Regions from separate parts of the Homo sapiens genome. Here region 2 is linked to region 1. Evidence: chromatin contacts called from ENCODE Hi-C data. All regions are on one chromosome and are shown on one strand. The core of a region is the stretch at or near the end of the contact, and the rest is flanking DNA. Distances in the headings are between cores, read along the strand shown. Region 1 overlaps KITLG (KIT ligand). Region 2 overlaps KITLG (KIT ligand).

Region 1 (6,618 bases), core at 1,664-4,163:
TCTAATCATCTGCTTTACAATGTATCTACAGAAACCAAACTCCCAAAGCTTTGAAAGTCTTAGGAAACATCTAGCAAAGAATCACAGGTCTTGCTATTTGGTAACCAACCATTGCCAAGCCTTGAGGCCTAAATTTCCAAGCTTGTCTTCAGCTTGTCCTTTATTCCAATTCTAAGATTTATTTTCTTCCCCCTTAGCTCAGATATACCAAAATTTTGTTTGTATTTCTTTAGTGAACCTCTCCACAATCAAACCCATGCTATTTACTATCAACCACACGGGGCCATTTCTGTGACTAAGCAATTTCTCTTTCAAGGTCTCAAATAAGATTCTTTGCAGATAACTCTCAAATTGCAAATCATTCTTTCCAGGCCTGACTGTTATCTGAAGTTCCAGTCTAACATATTTGGCCACTGGTTAGTTTCAATAATATTTACCAACAGCTTCTTCTCCTGATTTTCCATTTCCTGTTAATGCCACCGCACTCTGGTAAGTCCCATAGTCTCCAAATCATTCTTGAGTTCTGCCTGTGATGCCAAGTCTCACATCCCATTAGTAACTAGGATTTGTTGATTCTTTTACTGCAATGTCTTCAAATGGTCTATGCTTTCTTATTTCCTGGCCCTGATGCTAATTCAGTTGTCATTCTCTCTCACATCTTATTTAAAGACTGGCCTGGTAAGTGGACTCAATTTCTCTAGTTAACCACTCCCGTACATCTTGCCATACCAACACCCGATTAGTTTTCTCACACCTCAGCTTTGATTGTCACCCACATCTTTCCTACACCATTTTCTCCCAATACCTCCTTATGTGACACAAGGCATTTAAGCCCCATTCCTGGAATTCAAACCCTTTCTCAAACCGATGCTCACCCTTTCTTCTCAGCATTTAACTCTTTATATGTGACTTCCACTGGAATCCAACTGTCCAAACTGACCCTTGAACACAGTTTCTACTTTGGGACTATACTGACTTAGTTTACGCCATGTGCTCAGTACAGATGCTACCTCCACCACTTACAAAGTGAAGCTTTTCTCCTATTGTTAGTGATTTCTCTCTCCTTTCAAAAATAGGTAACTGTATTTGGGTGTGCTCAATTCTAATATGTCATTCATTCCAGTATCTAGAACTGTGTTGAATTCACAACTTGTATGAACATATGCAGAGGCCTGGACTTTGATCAAAGTAACTCTGTAAACTTTTAGTTCACTTTTAAAAATTGGTTATTATGTATATGTCTGATTTCCTTTTGTAGGCTATAAACAATTTGAGGACACAACAAAGTTATATTAAGCTTTGCATCCATCAATGCACCTGCTAGAGTTTGTTGGAATCACATTTGTGGGAAGAGTAAAGAGCAAAAGTTTCCTGTAACGTATTAACATAAAGTTTTTAATGTAATCCATCTGTTTTATTTATCTATCTTAATCTTTGCTATCCACAACCCAATATGAAAAAGGTTTTTGTAGGATGCTACTATGGATATTTGGCATAAGCTATGTGACCAAGTAAATTTTTAACTTTTCACATAGCTGTTCTCACGCATGGTGTCAAATAAACACACTTCAGTTAATTTTTTATTTTTATATTTTGAGACCAGGCCTTGCTCTATCACCCAGGTTGGAATGCTGTGATTTGATCATGGCTTATTACAGCCTCAACCTCTCGGGCTCAGGCAATCCTCCTGCCTCAGCCTCCTGAGTAGCTGAGACCATAGGTGCATACCACTATGCCCACCCAATTTTTAAATTATTTGTAGAGATGGGGTCTTCCTATGTTTCCCAGGCTGGTCTCGAACTCCTGGGCTCAAGTGATCCTCCCACCTCAGCCCCCCAAGGTACTGGGATTACAGGAATGAGCTACCACTCCTGGCCTATTTATTCCTAGGTGCAACTTTTTTTGTTGTTGTTTCTAGTTCAATACATTCCTTCCACGTTTGTTCCTTGTAGTTAAGATATTAAACCCTCCTTCTTTTCATTTTCCAATTATAGGTTATTTCCTTAAGAGAACTAGCCCATATGTTCTCTATTCTAGTGTTCCAATATTTGTCTTGATTTAATTTGTTTTAGTTGGTGAAACTTCCATTTCAGGGAGAAATCCTTGCCATAAACCTGAGTCATTCCTTGTATTTTTCCCCTTCCTTGTTAACCAAGAAAATGATTATAATCCAAATTATATCTATTTTTTAAATGTATAATTGCAACTCCACATTTTATTTCTGTCTTGGCATTTTTTACTACGGTTATTCTTATTTTTTAGAAGATTTTCTCTCCAACCACATCACAGTTTGTTCTCCCAGACCTTCCCTCTACTACACACCTATCTAGGAACTAGACTTAAGAGTTCCTTGGAGGGTTTTCCATCTCTGCTGGTAGAAGGCCAAATGTAAGGGTTTACTTCATATAATGGGTAGTCAATAGATGATTACAAATGATATACACACATTTTTACTTTGGGGTTTTCAGATTCTGAGGACGAACTGGCCCTTTTCTACCTCTTTTCCTACTTTTCCCTCAGCATTTGAATTCTTATGTACTCATAGACACATACAAGTTTATTTCTGTTTTTATTTTCATATATTTTATTCTCATCTTATTGTAATTCTGAGATATTCATTCATCTTTCCATTAATTTATTCAACAAATAGTTATTCATCATTTATATGTGCACAGTATAAGTGACATTGTTTAGTGGGGCTCCAAAACTAAATTAAGAAAAAAAAATCCTGCCCCCTAAGAGTTTATGGTTTTGAAAAGGGCACAAAATGTTCATTTAGGTGACTGTGATGTCCTACCAAGTGTCATATGAAATCTATTTAGAGGGCCAGAAATAGAGATTATTTTCATTTGGGAAGTCAGGTTTTTGTAGGTGGCAGTATGTGACCTGAGCCTTGGTGGAGCTTTGCAGAGATGACGAGTAAGGCACTTTGTGAAGGAGAATGAGTCATGTTTTCATTCATTCTGCCATCTATTTCCCATTGACTACTGAATAAGTGAGCTGGGTTTTTTTCTGGATAATTCTGGCTTCTTTAACCTGGCTAATGTGATTCATTTTATACATGAGTAATAATTCATACCTTAAGAAAAATAATTTATTAGTTAATTTCTCATGTGATTATATTCCCCCTTGATATGCATACCTTGCTGTCTCATTAATCCAACCCAATACATTAAATACACACATTCACACAAAAGATAAAAACAAACCCTACTTCAGAAGAACAATCTTCTTTGCCATTTGCTTAAACTTTCATTTAGGGCTGAGTCACTCACTCAGTCTCTCATTCAACAAACATTTATAGAGAGCCAACAATGCACGGGCAGCAAGTTAGGTGTTGAGGGTACAGCAAGAAACAGAAAGACCTAACTCTTTTCTTGGAATGCTAACTGACTATTCAACACATTCATAAGTTGTTTGACTATGGTTGCTTTAAAATACCATCTTTTTTCCTCCTAAACAAATGGCCTGGGTTTCCGTATCCTAATCCACTCCCAAATGTCATGGGACGAATGTCGTAATTAAAACCACATGATTAAAGACCTGTGTGCCAAAACAGGATCCCAGCAATGCAATCCCAAACCAAACAACAGAGGACATTACTTGAGCATTTGAGCATTTAAGACTCAATTAACCATTTAATGTGTGGTTTGTGAATGCCACTTGAGAGAACTGAAATGGCTGTCAAGAAGAAGAAAAGGAAGGAAAAAAAAAAGAAAACAGTGAATCTCATCTTATGGTTCAAAGGCAAAAAAATGAATTTCTAGGAAAAAGCATGGTTTCAGCTTGGGAAATATTGCTTCGGAAAATAAAAAGTGTCAAGCAAACGGTCTATCCATTTACATTATTTGACAGGAAGAATGAGCCTAGAAAGAAGTGGCAATGGGCAGCAGAAAATAGAGGGTGCTATTCATGCTACGGACATGTTAATCAAGAGTATGATTGAAGGTAAAAGTGACAGAGTGTGTAGAATAAAGTATTACAGTGTTAGAGAAATGTGCAACATAATTATATCATGTTATCTTGAGTTGTTAAAAAATGTTGCTGTATAACCATAAAAGTAAGCTCATACAGGAGGCAAGATAATTTATGACTCAGTTCCACTGAAGAAGATTAAGTCTAGAGACAAATCTCTGAACCTGGGACAGGAGTTAAAGCTGGAAGGGCAGTGACTTGCAGGGTAAAGAAGGAATCCACCACAGACTATCTAGGTAATAAAGAGGAGAGTAAATAATCCTTTGACAATGAGGGAATGCACAGAAGAAATGAGGAATTTGAAAGAGGAGAGAATATTCGCATGCAACTGTGGTAAATGCTCTCAGGATTCCATGCCAGTAACAAAAATAACAGCCAATTAGCAGAAGCAAAAGTGAGGGACAGCATGAATCAATACTGATTAAGTTAATGCAGCTGTGGGTCTTCCCGCAACAGTATCTGCAGCAAGGGAGCAGAGAAAGCAGACGGGACAGGAGATAATGATACCAGTACCTTCTAGCCACATCTTACTCTCCTTTCTCCCACAATCCCTCCGCAGACCCACACAGTCACAGCACCTGTCTGCCATGCGTTTATGTTCCGTGCATCCTGGGCTCTGAACTATTATAATGCATAATTATTACTAGTCATGTGGAAGGTGGCAATTGACCTGGAAAATCTTACTCTCCTGACTCTAAGATATTTGGATGTTTTCTCTTTTTCCTGAAAATGGCAGGGAAACATTCTGGTTTTCTCTTGTTTCAGCATCTAACACATGGGATACAGTCATGTTATAGTGGTCACACCTAAATAAAATTGATTCCATATATTTTTATTCTATTAGTAATACTTAATTTTAGTCCTAATTTGCTATATTTCCCTTGTCTAATTAATTTTCTGGTCTCAAAAACAGTCTAAGTAAACATACAACTGTTAATTTTTGTGCATATCCCACACTAGATGAATCCACTAGTCAGGACAAACACTGCTTACCTTTCAAAACTGGAGAATACACAATGAATTAGATATGCACATTTCAATTATGTAACAGCTTCAGCCAACATACTGACATCTGCTTGATAGAAGACTTACTAATGAAGTTTGTTTCTAAACTTTGGCATCTCATATGCTGTATAGTTCTTGCTAAATATTTCAGTTTGAATTAAAATTTTTACAATCTACCCATCTGACAAAGGACTAATATCCAGAATCTGCAAAGAACTTAAACAAATTTACAAGAAAAAATCAAACAACCCCATCAAAAAGTGGGCGAAGGATATGAACAGACACTTCTCAAAAGAAGATATTTATGCAGCCAACAGACACGTGAAAAAATGCTCATCATCACTGGCCATCAGAGAAATGCAAATCAAAACCACAATGAGATAACCATCTCACACCAGTTAGAATGGTGATCATTAAAAAGTCAGGAAACAACAGGTGCTGCAGAGGATGTGGAGAAATAGGAACACTTTTACACTGTTGGTGGGACTGTAAAGTAGTTCAACCATTGTGGAAGTCAGTGTGGTGATTCCTCAGGGATCTAGAACTAGAAACACCATTTGACCCAGGCATCCCATTACTGGGTATATACCCAAAGGATTATAAAATTATAAATCATGCTGCTCTAAAGACACATGCACATGTATGACTGAGGCTGGAAACCATCATTCTGAGCAAACTATCGCAAGGACAGAAAACCAAACACTGCGTGTTCTCACTCATAGGTGGGAATTGAACAATGAGAACACTTGGACACAGGGTAGGGAACACCACACAATGGAGCCTGTCATGGGGTGGGGGGAGGGGGAAGGGATAGCATTAGGAGATATACCTAATGTAAATGACGAGTTAATGGGTGCAGCACACCAACATGGCACATGTAAACATACGTAACAAACCTGCACATTGTGCACATGTACCCTAGAACTTAAAGTATAATAAAAAAAAGAAAAAAAAAGGAAAGAAGAAAAAAACTTACCAATGTACGAAAGTAACAGTGTTGATACAAGCCACAATTACACTTCTTGAAACTCTCTCTCTTTCTCTTGCAACATACTGAAAAACAATAAGAAAAAATGCTTATTTGCTCTTGGTCAGAGATTCTGAGGTACACCATGATCTCGGCATTGTAAAAGGCAGCTTTTCTGTAAATATAGTAGCAGAAGATTGCAAAATTGAATGGGGAGCCTACCTTCTTATTACTATAGGGAAGAGGGAAGACTTCATTTGTCTTAAGGTAGTCTTTCCAAGTAGTTAAAACATTTCTTTCTCTGTATATGCATATACACATACCAAGCATGCCTATATGCATTTCATATGTGTCTGTGTATACATACAGGCATGACATGAGAGAAGGCAACACACCAAATGAAAATTATAATCAAAGGTAAGGGAACATATGAGTGCTGGGCAGTATAGGGTAAGGTGAAAGAATGACAAGAGCCAGCTACAGTGAATGGAAAGTCATCTTACAGCAAATTTTGTATTCAGCTTTAGAGAAAACAACGAGTATGTTGAGAATAGTTAAGGGCTCTGAAAGCCAGAGTAAAATAAAAGATATATAAAATATACAAGAGAAAATCACTGAACGTATTTTGAATAAGAAGTCACACTATGAACCAGGGTTTACAGAAGAGTGTG
Region 2 (6,381 bases), core at 1,081-3,580, 52 kb after region 1:
TTTTTTTTTGACAGAGTCTCTCTCTGTTGCTCAGGCTGGGATGCAGTGGTGCAATCTCGGCTCACTGCAACCTCCGCCTCCCAGATTCAAGTGATTCTCCTGCCTCAGCCTCCCAAGTAGCTGGGATTATAGGTGCCTGCCACCATGGCTGGCCTTTTTCTTTTCTTTTTTTTTTTGTATTTTTGGTAGAGACAGAGTTTCACCATGTTGGCCAGGCTGGTCTTGAACTCCTGAGCTCAGGTAATCCACCCACTTCAGCCTCCCAAAATGCTGAGATTACAGGTATGAGCCACTGCACCCGGCCAGTCACTAAATTTTTGGTAATTTATTACAGCAGCAATAGAAAAATAAAACACAGCTCAATTGAAATACTTTTGGAATGAATGAATGAATGAAAGGTGTAGTGTAGTGATGGTCAAGCTATTCCAAATGAGGAAAGTGAATTGCCTCTGCCAGAATTATTGGCCCGCACCCTTTATTTTAAGCAGAGCAGCTCAGCTTTTTTTGTTGTTTTATTTGTTCATGCCTCTGAGTAAGATTCTGTTTAAACAAAGGTTTCCAAGGGCAAGAAGAAATTAAAAAAAAAAAACGCTTTTGGAAACCATGGGCAGAACATGGATCCAGAAAACCTCTCAGTCCCTTCCCATGTGACTTCAAACAAGTCAGCTAATCTCCCTGAGTATCCATTTATCAGCCTATAAAATGATAGTAAAAATAATTTTTGCCTTACCCATCTCATGAACTAGTAGTAAGAATCAAATGAGAAACTATTCAAACTATGGGTGTTATGCAATTATTTGTTGTGTGGTTTATGGGCTTTGCATCGGCTAGGAAACCAGAAGACAAGTACTTCAAAAATGTTTGAGTAAAACTTTCTGAGAAAAGACTTTATAGAGTAGATCTCCCATATACAAAGAGTATGACCTTTAGCACATGAATATTTTGACACTGACTTTGAGTTCACACACCTTTTTCATTTATTTCTTAGTTCTGAACTGTGTTTAGAGTAGCTTCAGTTAACAGACAACTGACTTCCAATTAAATGACATGTTCCAATATATCAACAAAATATTTATCTTTGTTTTCTCTTCCTCTTCTTCCAATTTCTGGAAACTCTGAGGGAATAGGGTGCCTAAATATGTGGGTGTGCACACACGCTCACACACACCCTAATGGAGATACACTGAAGCAAAATGTCCCTGTGTTTGTGACTTCTGCTCTAAAATGTATCTTTTCAGTTTGGGTAATCATCTATTTTTTTTTTCTGTTAACATTCTCTGCAGCTGTATATGACATTTTTCTTTGGCTACTTTGTTTTATCATTGTACAACTTTTCTCTCTAGGTCAAGCTCATTGTGTGATAACCCCTCATTTCTGGATAGTCTTTCATTGTATAGACACATATCGTCCTGGGTAGTTCTCGATTTTTGTTTTCAGAAACATGCATCAAAAGTGTCCCCCGTTTATTCCCCCACAACACACAAAATTCCAATAATCCTTTCATTGCTAAATGTTGCCTTCAAATCATTTACATGATTAGGAAAAAAAATAATGAGAAATCTGTGTGCACTGTTACAACCAAGGCATGCAGTAGAAACAGTTCTGGTAGAGGGAAGTAATACTGACTAAAATTTATGTTAACATCAGTGACAGATGTGGCTGGTCCTTTTCTGGGAGCAGACAGTAGCAGACAGTACTAGAAAAGTACTTTAAAGAAGTCTGGGGTGGGAGGGATTTACAAGAAGATGAGGTTGAAGACCTCAAAGGCAAAGGTCTTGCTTAATTTTCATTTTTGTTGAGAACAAACATCAGCAGACTCCAGTGGACTATTCACTCAATAACCAATCCCTCCTGAACACAGAGCTTTCCTTACAGTAAAAGGCCACATGCCAGGAAAAGGAGCTACAAACACCCAAAACAAACCATGGACTTAATCTGAACGTGTGTTGCAACACATAAGTCACACTGCAGATTCCTTTCCTTCAGTAGAAATTAAAATGCATGCAGCCTAAGAATATCAGGGGGACATATGCTGTTCAAGAAACCAGAAGATACCAATCCTCTAAACTTGGAAAAACAAAAAAATAAAATACAGAAAAAAAGCCTTTTTTTCTCTATGAATATGAGAAGTGATTTTAAAATATGCATTGTCAGGGTCCATATTACAGACGTCACAAAGTCAAAAAGAGAGTTAAGTGTTTGTGTAGCTCATTTTCTTTATGCACAGACCTACGAAATGGTATTAGAGCTGCCCTGAACAAAACAGCAGCTGCTGCCAAAAACAACATTCATCTTCTCTTTAATCCTGCATACCAGCTATTGAAGCAGGCAGTTCCCTTGTAGCCCAAATGTATTTTGGAAGAGAGCCAACTGGCTCAACTACCCAAAGACAGGAAAGCAAGTTACCAAGATACAGGTATGGTAATTGGTCCTGAGTTCAGGTCTTCTTAACTCATATGAACCATATCTTCCAAAAATAATCTATGTAAACCAACAACAGGATCCTCATTTGGTGAATAACCATTCAGTTCTATATGACTTCTTTTTTCAGATCTTTTTAATTGCTTAAAAATTTACCATTAAACATTATAAGGAAAATACCTAATCATCTTACACAGACTAAAATTCTTCTCTAAGCACTGTTAAGTAATCTTAAAGGGACAACTGAAACATTTAGTAGATTTGTTAGTTTTTGAAACTTAACTACTATCAATAAAACAGATGTTACCAGAGTAACTAATTGAAACTCAGACCAACTTGGAGTCCAAATTGGTGGGTGCCAAAATCTTGTAAAGATACTCTTCTAACTTCCCTTTTGTGAAGAAGTAAGCTAAAAATGTTTTAAAATATGGGTGATCATTAAAATATGTAATGAATATGCTCTTATAACAAAAAAAAACTAGAAAGAAGTTGCTTAATATGAAAAGGCAGACAATGTAATATAATAAGGGAATTTAATGTAACGGGAATTTAAAGATTTCAAGGTATTCAATGCATGAGAAAAATTTGGGGAAATTCACCCTTTAATAATCAGTCCTCGTTCTACATGTAAATACTACTTAAAGTGGAAATAACTCAAAATATATTGACTTCTAAGGGGCTGTGCATAGGACAAGCAGTTTGCAGATATTATTTCCTGTAATCCTCCCATCAACCAGGTAGATATTATTACCCTACTCTGCAGGTGAGCAAAACACAATTCGGGAGAGATTAGGTAACTTCCTTATGGCCACTTTGCTAGGAAATTGCTGGATTGGATATAAACCAAAACCTACACTATCTATGCTGGAAAGAAAAATACTAGGCCAGTTAGATAATAAAACTGACTTCATTTATATTTAATGAACTACTAAATTTTATTTTAAAGGGTCATGTTACAGAAGGCATATAGGTCTCTTTAACTCAATCAGTTTCAAATTGAAATTACATGTCAAGTTATTACCAGGTTGAATAAATGAGTCGAGCAGGTAAATCAAGTTACACTTAGCTATAGCTTAAACAAAAATTTACATAGCTAGAGGGAGGGGAGAAACCCAAAAAATAAAGCGATAAGTTGTTTCTTCTTATAAAAACAAAATTGGGTGCTTTCAGACTTCTAGTAACATTATCCCAGGGGCCACTTCTTCATTTAACAGACATGTATGGAGTATCTAATAAATACATAAGATAAAGACAGAAAGACTATGATCACTGGCCTCAGGAAGCTCAAGCTACTAGAGAACACAGCACAGTGGTGGGAGTCAGAGAGAAAAGGCCCAGCCCCTCCCTCAACTGCCCCCTGCCCCAAGTACAGCTAAACCTGACTTGGGGAGGGGGGCATTTGGGGGACAGGGGCATTTGAGGGAGGGGCTGATAGTTTCTGGGGGGAGAAGCTTCTCCAAAGGTGATCGGGGGCAGCCAACTCAAAGTTAGTGAGGGAGAAGACCCCTGAGAGAGGAAGTAGCAGGTGCCCACAGAAGTGTGGAAACAAGGCATGTTCTTAGAATTCTGTGATTTTTTTACTCCATTGGAAAATAAGTTTCAAAGAATAAGCAAAAAAAAAAAAAAAGGCAAGGCTAGAGAGATATGCAGAGGCCCTCCTTGCTAATTGATTTAGATTTCATTTTAAAAGCACTGGGGAGACCTGGAATGATTTTAAGCAAGGGAGTGTCAAGATCTGATTTATTGTTAAAAGGTTTATCAGGCATCAGAATGAAGGATGGACTGGGGGAGAGAGGGCAACAAACCTGGGGGCATGAGGCCCATTAGGAGGTCACTGAAGTAATCCAAAGCTGAGATGATAAGGGCCTTAACTAGGGCAGTGGCAGTGAGAATGGAGAGAAATGAACACGTTCAACAGGATATGGAAGTAGAACGGAAGATCTTGGTGACTAATGAAAAGAGGGTAGGGTCAAAAGGGGAAGAGGCACAAATGACTTCCAGGTTCCAGTTTGGGTGACTGTGTAAAAAGTGGTGCTATCTGCTGATCCAGATATGTAGGAAGAGAAGAGGCAGCAGGAGTCTGGGAGTTTATCACCAAAAACCTTAGTGAATACTACCATACCATAGATAGATACCATTCTATCATGAACTATCTGTGTAGGAGATGAGAGAATGTGAAGCCAAATACATGAGAGGGAAATCAGTTGATTGTGGGGTACAGCAGCCAATGGAAAAAAAATACCAAAGGGAGAGGGCAATGAATAAAACAAGCACTAAAAGATGTCAATATGATGTTTACTAAAGAGTACTTAATGGAGCTGACCTTAATGAGGGCAGTTGCCATTGAGTTGATGGAACTAAAAGTCAATCACAGTGGATGGACTACAGGAGTGAATGAGTATGAGGGAATTTCAAGGGTATATTACTACAGTTTGCCAAAAAAGAAAGAAGAGAGTGAGTGATCATGGAAAGGGCTAGAAAAGTTCACTTCGGTCTTGGTAGAAGGGAACACACAGCCCTGAAAGAGTGGGACTAAAATAATAAACTCAGCATTTCTCTTTTTTAAATGGCCTAGGAATAGGGAACAACTCACCTGGGGTTAACAGAGCCAGGTGAGCTCAGAAGTTTTGACCCTGTGTAAAAATCCCTGATAAAAGACTGGTACCTCAGGCAAGAATATAGGGCCTGAGTGTTCAGGTTTTTACTGTTACTAATTTTAATAAAGATGTACATAATAGAGTAAGCATTTGTGACAGCAGTATAGACTATCTAATTAGTAACAATGGTTTAAAAAGTAGATCATTAGCTATTCATAAAGCTCTTTAGCAGTTATACAAAGCAGAGGGGAAAAAAATCCCCTACACAGTATAATCCACTTAATTTTAAGGAGATGCGAGCTAATGACTAATTCTAATTTCTGTGAGGATAATGATGTGTAACAGACTGAGCTAGTCTAGAAAACTGATGGGTACTAGTTTAATTCTCAACTATCACGTCTGGAAAACTAAAAACGCCATTTCTCAGATGCCCTTTAAGTTAGCTAGGTTTATATATCTACCGCCAACTCTCTGCAATAAGTGTGTATTTTCAAAGAAATAAGACGAGCAGACCTCCCCCAACACCGGCCAAAGTATGGAAACATAATTTTAAAAATTCATGAAAGTTCTGAAATCTGCATCTTCAGCACTCCATGGACACGGGCACCGTTTACTCTTATGCCAACTAGCTGCTCTTAAAATTGAACTACCCTGATGTACAAGAATCTGAGGGTTGTACATCACCCTGATGTACAAGAATCTGAGGGCTGTAGCTCTCTAAAAACAGCTACAGAAACATAAATCATAATTTATACTCTTTCAAATACGTGACTTGCTTCTGAAAGTGAGATCTCATGTAAATCAAAAATTATGTAATTATTTAAAATCTCTAAAATATTTTGAACTCCAAACCATTTGGTGATGTGAAATGAGCATAGGCTTCAGTTGCCATCTGATCCCAAGTGCCCAATCTGAGACTGAATGCCTGAATTTCCTAGAACCTTTTTGTGTTTTTTTCCCACTATGGATGTAATTAATGTGCTCATATGTATTTTCACATCTGCTACTGAAAATCTGACAAGTTTAGTCTCACAAGACCTTTTAAATAAATAAATAAATAAATAAAAATCTGAGGAAGCAGCTCAGAAAATTTTCAACAAAGTTCCCCCCACCCCTCACGACCCGCCACCCACCAACCTGGATCTTTTACTACATGAGAATAAACTAAATCTTTATACTCTACTTTAACTGCTTCCAAATATCATCAAAATGAGTGGAGCTAGAGACATGAGCTCAAAGAACGTTCACAATCTTGATCGTTTTCTCTGTCACATCAGATGACAAGCTTGATTGGCAAAGGTCACAAACTGGCTTTGCGAATTATGCAATGTGTGTGAGACATACCAACTGCCTTTTTAGTGGG

Evidence for each region. A loop is a pair of places that touch in the nucleus more often than their neighbours do. Pooled maps may share reads with other maps.
Region 2: a loop to region 1 is called in a map of psoas muscle, with 1.8 times the contacts of the local background. The contact joins two enhancer-like sites. A Hi-C loop is called at or near these places in 2 of 168 maps with a recorded cell type or tissue (breast epithelium and psoas muscle) and 1 of 50 pooled maps.

What each region holds. Positions count from the first base shown.
Region 1 is chr12:88,499,203-88,505,820 of GRCh38, forward strand. It overlaps KITLG (KIT ligand), which reads right to left. Exons shown (of 10, transcript NM_000899.5): 9 at 5,957-6,033. The coding sequence ends at 5,994. Among named protein-coding and RNA genes, the nearest start is that of KITLG, 78 kb to the right of the region's middle. Within about 2 kb of position 2,914, at least 2 of the 41 ENCODE cell types and tissues checked have a DNase peak (open chromatin) inside an H3K27ac peak, as active enhancers do.
Region 2 is chr12:88,552,186-88,558,566 of GRCh38, forward strand. All of the region lies in intron 1 of KITLG (KIT ligand), which reads right to left. Among named protein-coding and RNA genes, the nearest start is that of KITLG, 25 kb to the right of the region's middle. Within about 2 kb of position 2,331, at least 7 of the 41 ENCODE cell types and tissues checked have a DNase peak (open chromatin) inside an H3K27ac peak, as active enhancers do.